Regions from separate parts of the Homo sapiens genome. Here region 1 is linked to region 2. Evidence: chromatin loops called from intact Hi-C (ENCODE). Cell type or tissue: heart right ventricle. All regions are shown on one strand. Each heading gives the region's core, and the rest is flanking DNA. Links, peaks and the distances in the headings are about the cores only.

Region 1 (5,389 bases), core at 150-5,149, 47 kb after region 2:
GCAGGTGCCATCCCTAACACATCAGCTTCTTACCGGCTGATATAAGATGATTAATTCACATCTGCTTACCCCTTGCAGCTTTAAGTATGAAGGAATATCTTTTTTTATAAGGCTGGTTACTCCAGGCCAGTAGAAACAGGGAAATACAGGATGGAAAATCAATGCGCCGAGCACTGGGAAAAGGTTACTGCACACATACATACTCTTTATAGCATGTTAGAAATTTAAATTATAAAAACATGATTCATATGTTATATTTAAGGAGGATCCTGAGGAAGGTACTGAGAATAAAAGAAGAAACAAACAAACAAAAAAGGAAACAAAATTGTGTGTACATGATAATTTTAGCTACTTCATTTATTTATGTTTTGTTTTTTTGAGACAGGGTCTTCCTCTGTCATCCAGGCTGGAGTGTGGTGCTGCGATCTCAACTTATTGCAACCTCTGCCTCCTGAGTTCAAGTGATTCTCATGCCTCAGCCACCCGAGTAGCTGGGACTACAGGCATATGCTACTATGGCCAGCTAATTTTTGTATTTTTAGTAGAGATGGGGTTTCGCCAGGTTGGCCAGGCTGGTCTTGAACTCCTGGCCTCAAGTGATCCACCCACCTCGGCCTCCCAAAGAGCTGGGATTACAGGCATGAGCCACCGTGCCCAGCCAATTTTAGCTACTTTAAAGTAGGTCTGAATAAGGAAAGTGATTAAAAATTTAAAAGATATGAATTGTATTTATTCACTGGATTAGGGTTTTGGCTTATTATTGATTTCTTCCTGTCTTCCAAATATTGTGTAATGTTATGTCAATTAAAAAAAAATAACAACAATTACCGTAAATCTCTAATTTGTCTTGTTCCTACAAGATCCTTCAGTTCTTTCAACAAGGCCTCTAAGCAGAGCTCTTTATAACAGAGCTTCCAGGAGCTTGCCTAATTTCACTTGAAATCCAGAATAATTGTGTTTTCATGGTTTCTCTGGGGAAATATCCCCTAGCCTTATCCCCTAGGAAGAGTTTCTGGACAGACTGTTTCTCTTTACAGTATTTCTGTTACATCTCACCTTCTGCTACATATTACATCTCACATTCTTTATGTGGTTTCTAAACCTGTCATCTGTTATTTCTTTCTCTTCAGCTCTATGTTCCAACCTCTGTATCTCTTTTGTCAACTGGTTCACCCTGTCTGTACTATTTTCTTCTGCTACTGAAGCTGAGTTTAGTCACAGGTGAGGCCTCCCTCAGTCATCTGCAGATCCTGCCATTCCTTCCCCTCCTCTCTATCTCCAGACCTTAAAACAGCTTTTGTCTGTTTTACTGCCAGATCACATACCATAGTTTCATCTAATTTCTTGTCTGTTTTCTTTTATAACTTTTTAAACTCAATTCTAATTTCTTACAAGATTTTGCTCATCCACTGTATATCTATGCTTGGCATTGCACTAGACAACATTTTAAGGTAAATTTTATTCTATTTTCTGCCTGCAGCTATAGCCTTTAGGTTCTTTTTTGTTGTCTTTTTGTTCTCACTAGGATCCCTTTAAAAATGTTCCCATTTTAGCATCACCTGTAGATTTCACTGAAAACTAAACACTATTTTTATGGGCCCCCTTAGATGTTACAAACCCCTTCCTCAGTACCACCTCATCTAAGAAGTGGAAGTATTAAATATATCAACTCTGTTGGTTCAAAGTCCAGCAAGTATAATAATTCTCAAACCATAATCCTTTGTTCTTATTCAAGATGATATGAATTTGGTTGAAAAAAATACTTCATACAAAGTTGTTAATAATAGGCCAAGTCTCCTTGGACTTGATTATAATTCAAAATAATAAAATTGAAGGGGGTTTAGGATGCAGGGTTTGTTCTTTTAGAGCCATCCACATGAAACTTGCAGATAATGATTCGATTCTCCTCTTCATGGTTATCATCTCAACATGTCCTATATAACTTTACTACCGTTATTTCCAGAGTCGCCTTCTGTTCATTCTTTTATTTGTTTTATCTCCAAAGTTGGTCTCACTTTTTAGAAAATAATTGTAGTTTATTTCAGTAGTCATGTATATTTACCTTCTAAAGCTACTGGTAAATCCATGTATATTTTTTAAGCACTCATATTCCCAACTTTAGTTAAAAGCTATTTTGTATTGTTTTACCTTTCCAAGTTCAAGTCCATTGTAGTAACTAGGAACTCCTAAAATAAGGGCACTATAGGCACAAATGATTAAAGTTACTATCTTAATGATTCAGTATTATACCACAGGAAAAAAATCAGTTTCTTCCTGATACCTTTTTAAAACTCCCTTCAAATGTTCTGTTAACTCATTAGGTTTCAATATCAGTTTATTTCTTTTCCTATTTCCAATAGAGAATTTCATTTCTAAAGATACATAAGGAAAGACCTCTAGGTAGCAGGCAGAATCTTGCACCAAACTCTTATAAACAAACGAGAATTTAATGTATTATTAAAGACCACAGAGAAAGAGGTACCACAAAATTTTTGAAGATCCTGGGATAGTTGTTCCAGAAAATCTTTAAAGGAGAGCATAAATTTAACAAGGGGTTCACCTGTTCCTTGACTACCTGTTTGTCAGGTGAGGTCTTAAATTCATTTATATAAAACTTTCTCTGTGATATAAACCTTCTTAGTATTGGTTTATTTCAGAACATGAGCACTCTCTCTCTAATTCTCTACTTGGTGCCATTTAACCAATTACCAACCTTCTAAGGATCAAAGGACATTTCTCAATATTCTTTTGTGATTGATTGAAAATTACAAAGTAGCTACAGACAATAGACTTTAATGAAAATCTGTACTGAAAACTCACTCTTCCTGCCAAACCTTTAAAGATTTACTTTATGTAAGGAATGTTTAAAAAAAAAAAAAGAGAGAGAGAAGATTGGGTGAAGTGGCTCACACTTGTAATCCCAGCACTTTGGGAGGCTATAAGGCAAGAGGATTGCTTGAGCCCAGGAGTTTGAGACCAGCCTGGGTAACATGGTGAGGTCCCGTCTCTATGAAAAATATCTTTAAACATTTGCCAGGTGTGATGGCACACACCTGTGGTCTCAGCTACTTGGGAGACTGAGGCAAGAGGATCTCTTGAGCCCAAGAGGTCAAGGCCAGTGAGCTATGTTCATGCCACTGCATTCCAGCACTCCAGCCTGGGTAACAAAGTGAGACCCTGTCTCACTTAGAAAAAAAAAAAAGGAACACAATAACTTAAACATAAACTGGTTTCTTAGAAAGTAAGATATTGGTGGAATTACCATATAATTCAGTAATTCCACTTCTGGGTATATAGTCAAAAGAAATGAAAGCAGGGACTTGGACAAATATATGATATATACACCCATGTTCACAGCAATATTACTCACAACAGTCAAAAGGTGGAAGCCACCCTAGTGTCTAATGACAGATAAGCAAAATGTGATACATACATACAACGGACTATTATTCAGTCTTAAGAAGGAAGGAAATCTGATACATGGTACAACATGAATGAACTTTGAAGACCTTACTCTAAATGAAATAAACCAATCAAAAAAGACAAATATTGTATGAGTTCACTTACTTGAGGTACCTAGAGTAGTCAAATTCCTAGATACAGAAAGTAGCATGGTGATTGCCAGGAGCTAGGGGGTCAGAAGGAATGGGAAGTTGGCAAGTCAGTATTTAGTGAGTACAGAGTTTTAGTTTAGGAAGATAGAAAAGTTATGGAGGTGGATGACAGTGATGGTTGCAGAACAATGTGAATGTATTTAATGCCACAGAACTGTACACTTAAAAATAGTTAAAATAGTCAATTTTAACCAGGTCCCCTATGGGCCCTGATCATCTCCACTCTTCCAGTCCCCAGGATACTCACCATGTAGAACCTGAGGTACCACTGAAGTAGGTCACACAGTTCAGGAGGTCCAGCTTCTGCAGGGCCAATAGGAGGCAAAATATCTTAAATATTTTCTAACATTTAAGATATTTTGTGGGTTAAGTGCTATGTTTTATCATATTTTTTAAAAAGTAAGATATAGGTGTGAAATATCCACTATGTATATTCATAGAATTGCCTGATGGAATGAAAAACTGGAAGTTATAACCAAAAACTTTTTGAGTAGTTCTCAAGAAAAAATGACTATGGCTTTGCTACTGAAAATGTGAACCAAGGACAGCAGCACTAGCATCACTTAGAAGCCTGTTAAAAATCAGAATCTGAGGCCCCAACCCAGACCTACAAAATCTGATTCTGCATTTTAACAAGATCCCTAGGTGATTCACACAAACATGAAAAAGTTCAAGAAGCACTAGTCTGGGACAAATCTTCCTGGCTGTATGACTTTGTATTGCAATTATTTTTCTCTGTAAACTAGTGATTACAGGAATGCTTATTACATAAGGTTGCCAAAGGTTAAATGTGTTAATAATGCATTCTGTAAAATGCTTGGCACATTCGGGGACTATCTTATTATTATTACTCTGCTGTGCAGAAAATCTGTGAAAGTTGATTTTAGGAACTTTTCTAAAAATATTAGTCTTAGAAAATCAATATTTTCCAGAGGATATGGATAGTGTATGGCTTTAAGAGATAACTGTAGTGGCTGGGTGCAGTGGCTCACATCTATAATCCCAGCACTTTGGGAGGCCAAGGCAGGCGGATCACCTGAGGTCAGGAGTTTGAGACCAGCCTGGCCAACATGGTGAAACCCTGCCTCTACTAAAAATCCAAAAATTAGCCAGGTGTGGTGGCGCACGCCTGTAGTCCCAGCTACTTGGGAGGCTGAGGCAGGAGAATCTCCTGAACCCAGGAGGCAGAGGTTGCAGTGAACCGAGATCACACCACTGTACTCCAGTCTGGGTGACAGGGCAAGACTCTGTCTCCAAAAAAAAAAAAAAAAAAAAAAAAAAAAGGACATATGAAAGATATGAAAGAAAATAGTATGAAGAAATGGAAATGACTTTCTTCAGAAGATACAATGTAGAATAGAGTGGAGACATCAAATTCATTTACAATGGGACTTTTTTTTTGTTAAAGTATGGGAGGACCAGACTAATATTATTTACAAAACATAAATGGAATGAAAGTGGCTTTTAATAAGATGATGTCATGTTTAAGATATTTTGGGGGCTAAGTGGTATGCTTTCCACATGTCTGAAATCCCTTCATGGGATATTACCTTTCAGCTGAAATGTCATAAACATATATGACTTACGTGATAAAAAAAAAAAAAAACCATATATGTGGCTGAGAGACCAAGGTAGAACAGAGTGAAATATTGACAAGGTAGGGAGACAAAAAGGACAACTGCACAGGCGCCCATAAGCTGCCAGCACCTGGGCCACAACTCTCAGAAGATGTCATTGGGTTTCTAACCTAATTCTCTGGCAGGGGATCTCTCCTT
Region 2 (5,389 bases), core at 56-5,055:
AGAGATGTTGGTCTCATTGTGTTGCCCAGGCTGGTCTCAAATTCTTGGGCTCAAGCAATCCTCCCATGTTTGCCTCCCAAAGTGCTAGGACTATAGGCATGAGCCATGGCAACTGGTGCTTTTTGATTTGTTGTTGTTGTTGTTGAGACTGTTGCCCAGGCTGGAGTGCAGTGGCGCAATCTCAGCTCACTGCAACCACTGCCTCCCGAGTTCAAGAGATTCTCCCGCCTGAGCCTCCCAAGTAGCTGGGATTACAGGTGTGCACCACCACGTTCGGCTAATTTGATTTTTTTAATAGAAGAAGAAAGGTGTAGGAACATATTAACCACAAATTAAAAGACTATATGAAAAGCCACTGTTTGACTTGAGAACAAGCTTGTGCACAGAGATGACAGTGTTACACAGCATATGTACTGAAATCTTCTACCCTCAATACACTAAAATAATGAATTTTTCATAGTAGTCATAGTTTTTACATCACTTTAGAGTCAATATTCAGAATAATTACAAAATATTTTTCTAGGACCTGCTCAAGTATACAAAAATATAGTTTGTAATATATCAAAGATATCTTATGAAATAAACTTAGCAATAAAGCAAACTTCTCCATCACAAATCATATTTACTTTTTATTCTAGACAAGCTGGTTTCCTCCTTTCTTTTCAAAAAGCATTATTATTATCACTTTAGCGCTCATGCTGCCTAAAATGCCTTCTTCTCTCCCTCCTATTCAATTTTTGTCCATCTTTCAAGGTCCAATCTAAGCTTCCTTTTCTTTCTTTCTAAGTTTTAAAATATTTCTCAAAAAAATACAGGGTCTCACTATGTTGCTCAAGTTGGTTTTGAACTCCTGGGCTCAAGCAACCCTCCTACCCTGGCCCCCCAAAGTGCTCGGATTACAGGCATGAGTCACTGCACCCAGCCTAATCTTCATTTTCGATGAAAGCTTCCTTCCATTGAGAGCTTCCTCTCCTCTTCCTGATGCTCCGTAGCACCTTTTTGAACCATACATCCCGACACCGGATTACATTCTATAGGATCCCACTCCCTAGTTGTCTTCCCAGCTAGATTGTAAGCATCTTGGTAGCCAGGCCACAGCCTTCTTTCCTATATCTCATAATTTCTAGTACCACTTTGGACACATAGCAGATGCTCAAGCAAAATTTTCCTATATGAAAGCTATAAAAATAGCTTTATTTTTACTATGATTATAAAAATGTTATATGCTCATTATAAAAACTCAGACAATATAAAAATGTGTGAAGAAAAAAGTAGTCTCAACACTAAGAGAAAATCATTCACAACATTTCAGTAAACCTCCTTCCAAATATTTTTGTATGCATGTAAACATATAAAGACATAAAGATACATAATTTTATATAAATAGTACTCTACCATCATGCTGTTCTCACAATAAATATAAATGTTCAGTGTCTGCCTAGAATATTATCACATATTTGCTCATCATTGCTTTCTGAATTTAATTTTACTTTAAAAGTAGAAACATACTTTCAAGAAATTATTGGACAATTAGCATAATACATAAGGCTCTGATCACTGAAATTATATATTTTTCAGACTATGAATTATTTTGTCATCACATCTATTGTAATTATAAGTTCATTTTTTATCCATATATGTGTGTGTGTATATATATATATTTTCTAATTAAAAGAGCTGGAATACATCTATATATTTTAAAAGATATTGGTCATCTGGTAAACACTTTTGTGGACTACTCATTAATCCTTATATGTTTTGTTATACATCTTTCCTGAGGTTTCAATTAGCTAATATATCCTCACATTCCTTCTTCAAGTGACAAAGCTGATGATAATTACTTTCCTATATCGGTTTCATCTCAATTGGATGGCCTCTTGTTTAAACGATAGTGGTGATGGTAAAGCCTACGTTATATAATTTGTCCATGTAAAATCCATCAAATTGAGTTTTTGAGAAATGGTAATTTACAGCTTTAAAGGTTCTGTTTGGTCCTGTGCATCTAGAAAAACAGCTTGCAACCTACTAAGTTCCTTCTGGTCATGCCAGATGAGAATTTCCAGACCGTTTTTCAAATCAGGGCAAGGGGAAAAGAACAGAACAGGGAATCCTTGGCTGCCACAGCCAGCTTCAAATAATTCAGTGTGCTGGGAACAGCAGCCAACTGGGTGCGACTGACTGCACCCTTGCACCAAAGCCAGAGAACAAAGATGAAGGGTGAGGAAATTAAGGAGATTCTTGAAGTGACTTCCCAGGAGGAATCTCAGACCAGCCACACCCAGTCCCTTCATCTTAGTAAATAACTCAGCAAAACTGCAAATGGGCTTAGTGGAGTCCGTGAAGGAACCTCTCCCACAGAGTGGGGGATTTCTTCCTCACTGCTGCTACATGCAACTTCCCAAACCCAAGCTTGCCTGCAGGGGAAGTGTGTGCTCTCCCCAAGTCACAGCATGTTTATTATATGATGCACAAACAAACAGCAAATAGTCCTTGGAGGGTTTTCTCTATTTCCTGGCAGCAGAAAGAGAGCAGCTGTCTTACAGTTTAACTGGGGTTTTGGCCTTTTTAATACAGTTTTTAAAGTTTGTAGTGGAAATCCTATTTTCTATCTTTATCTGATGGTTAAATTGAAATTTGAAGTGCTCCTTCCAAGACAGGCTGAACTGATTGGTAGTGGACTATATAAGTAAGCACGACCCAGCAGGCATTCATTATTTTATTCACCCAGTATTTATCAAGCACCTACAATAAGCAAGGTTCAGAATGGGGATCCAAAGATAAAATATGCAGTCTTTGCCCTCAAGGGAGCTAACAATGATCATTATCACAATGATAAAAGCAACAGACTTTGACAGAGCAGTTATTACATACCGGGATTACTGAAGGCTCCAGTCGGTTATCAAATCTAGTTTTCACAACACTGAAGTAGTATATTCTCCATTTTATAGATGAGAAAACTAAGGCTTGGAAAAATTAACCTGACCATGGTCACACAGCCATATCCAATAAAAAAGGCACCTGAACCTAGGGCCATTTGACTCTAAAGTCTTTCTCTTTAGTGCCTCACACAGAAGTAAACAGATAGTTGATATTACAAATTTACAATCTAGATGGGGAAAAAGGAAAGATAAAAATCCACTTATTCTTAATTCCACATGGCATTTTATGAAAGAGACTATGTATCTGCCAATAACTAAATATAAGGTATGATAGGACAAATGCCCTAAGAGGTCGCTTTTGAATGGAGGCAGGGGAGGGCAAGGACAGGAGGAAATGGGAATCTACTTGAGCTGGGTCTATTTGAGGATGGGCAGGACTGTGACAGACAGACATGGGGGAAAGTTCTACATGGTGGGAAAGCAAAAACAGAGGTGTGAAAGGGGGAAAGCACAAGGAGTGTTTGGGGAAAGTGTTTCTGTGTGGCCAGAGTATAGTCTATAAGTAGGAGAGTAGTGGTTGGAAAGCTGGTGTTGGGTCATGAGTAGCCTTATGATAGTCATAAATTCATATTTCATTAGTAGGCAATACAGAACCATTGAGGTTCTCAGCAGCAGTGACAAGACCAGGGCTGTGCTTCAGAGAATTACATTTCCAACTGTCTTGCAGGAGTTCTCAAGCTTCAGTGTGTATGAGAACCACCTGCAGAGCATTTAAAATGCCTGGGTCCCAACCAAAAAGATTCTGATTAAAGTGGTCTGGGGAGGGACCTAGGCAACAGTATTTTTTAAAAGCACCCTAGCTGATCCTAATATGCAAGCAGGGTTGAAACCGCTTAATGTTTCCCAAACTTGAGTGATCCTAAGAATCACCTGAAATGCTTGTTAAAATTAATTCCCAGGCCCCTTGCCTGCTGGCTGTGGTCGAGTACGTTTGAGGTGGGATCAAGGAATCTGTCTTTTTGACAACCTCCCCAAGGTGTCTAATTAGGTTTCTAAATTAGGGTCAGGCGGTATCAGTGGGAATCAAGAGCAGGTTATGCCAAGCAAAATAAAACTGGAAAATATTAAATTTTCAACATTATTTATATTTGCTTTTACATACTTCCAGCTCTCTCTCTCTCTCTCTCTCCCCCTCTCTCCATCCATCCACCCACCCTGTTTGAGATGGTGTCTCACTCTGTTGCCCAGGCTGCAGATCAGTGGGTATTTACAGGCACATTCATAGTGCACTTATGTTCTCCAACTCCTGGGCTCCTGGGCTCAAGTGAGATTACCGGCATGTGCACTGTGCCTGGCTTGGTAGATCTACTTTAGAGAATGCGTTTAATAACGTTGTGTGTTACAGTCTCACTTCAGCCTAACTTTAAAATTAAAAAGCAACAACGGCCGGGTGCGGTGGCTCATGCCTGTAATCCCAGCACTTTGGGAGGCCAAGGCGGGTGGATCATGAGGTCAGGAGTTCAAGACCAGCCTGGCCAACATGGTGAAACCCCCGTCTCTACTAAAAACACAAAAATTAGCTGGGCATGGTGGCACATGCCGGTAATCCCAGCTATTTGGGAGGCTGAGGCAGGAGAATTGCTGGAACCAGGACCCAGGAGGAGGAGGTAGCAGTGAGTGAGATCGTGCCACTGCACTCCAACCTGGGCTACAGAGTGAGACTCTGTCTCAAAAAAAAAATAATAATAATAAAATAAACAGCAACAACAACAACAATAAAACTCTTGTATTTTCAAAGAACTTCCAAAATCTGCTTATTATGTCCTTCAAAGCATGAAATATCCAATAAACAAGTATTATACGTCCCTCTCTAATAAGAATTATTATTTTTAAATTTTAAACCAGGTGGAGTAACTATTTTTTCTCTTGAAGATAGGTAAAATGGAACTTAAAATTAAAGAACTTGTAGCTACTTTACCTTCATCTGTAAAACAATGAAAGAAGAAATAAAATCACATGGGCAATGCATTCTTATGCCTTAACTACTACAATTACGTTTTGGGCTACAAAATCATACATTCATCTCAGAGACTAAATGACACAAAATGTATATGTTCATTTAGCAGCAGAGCATGATAATGGCTAGAACATTTGACTGACAACCAGAAGACCTGAATTTAGTCTTGGTTTTACAGGTCCTACCAAGTGACTAGGAGACCTTGGCTTTGATTTTTATATTTACACAATGGGGAAGGGTTGAAGTAGATCAGTAGTTTTCAAACCATGTTCCACAGAAGCTTAGAAATTTGCAGAGGCACTTAGAAGTTTCTATAAAAGTTTAATTTCAATTCTTATTAAAAACATACTTTTATTTAAAGTCTATAAGAAAAACAAAATGTACACTAAATATGTTACACAGTAAATTTTAATATACACACACTATCAACCTGTGCTCATAGGTTAACTCATTTGTGGAATTTCTCCTACTCCACAAATATATATATATATTT

What was found. A loop is a pair of places that touch in the nucleus more often than their neighbours do. Peaks named below come from ENCODE experiments on the same cell type or tissue, not always from the same donor. Only the 100,000 strongest peaks of a DNase experiment are listed, where the experiment ranks them.
Region 1: it touches region 2 in a loop (2.0-fold over the local background); 1 of 110 quality-filtered maps calls a loop at or near these places.

Annotation. Positions count from the first base shown.
Region 1 is chr11:47,021,867-47,027,255 of GRCh38, reverse strand. All of the region lies in intron 2 of CSTPP1 (centriolar satellite-associated tubulin polyglutamylase complex regulator 1), which reads right to left. Among named protein-coding and RNA genes, the nearest start is that of CSTPP1, 88 kb to the right of the region's middle. In heart right ventricle, for the core only: no CTCF peak of the experiment used is centred there; no DNase peak of the experiment used is centred there.
Region 2 is chr11:47,068,947-47,074,335 of GRCh38, reverse strand. All of the region lies in intron 3 of CSTPP1 (centriolar satellite-associated tubulin polyglutamylase complex regulator 1), which reads right to left. Among named protein-coding and RNA genes, the nearest start is that of ARFGAP2, 110 kb to the left of the region's middle. In heart right ventricle, for the core only: no CTCF peak of the experiment used is centred there; a DNase peak (open chromatin) is centred at 2,195; H3K27ac peaks cover 828 bases.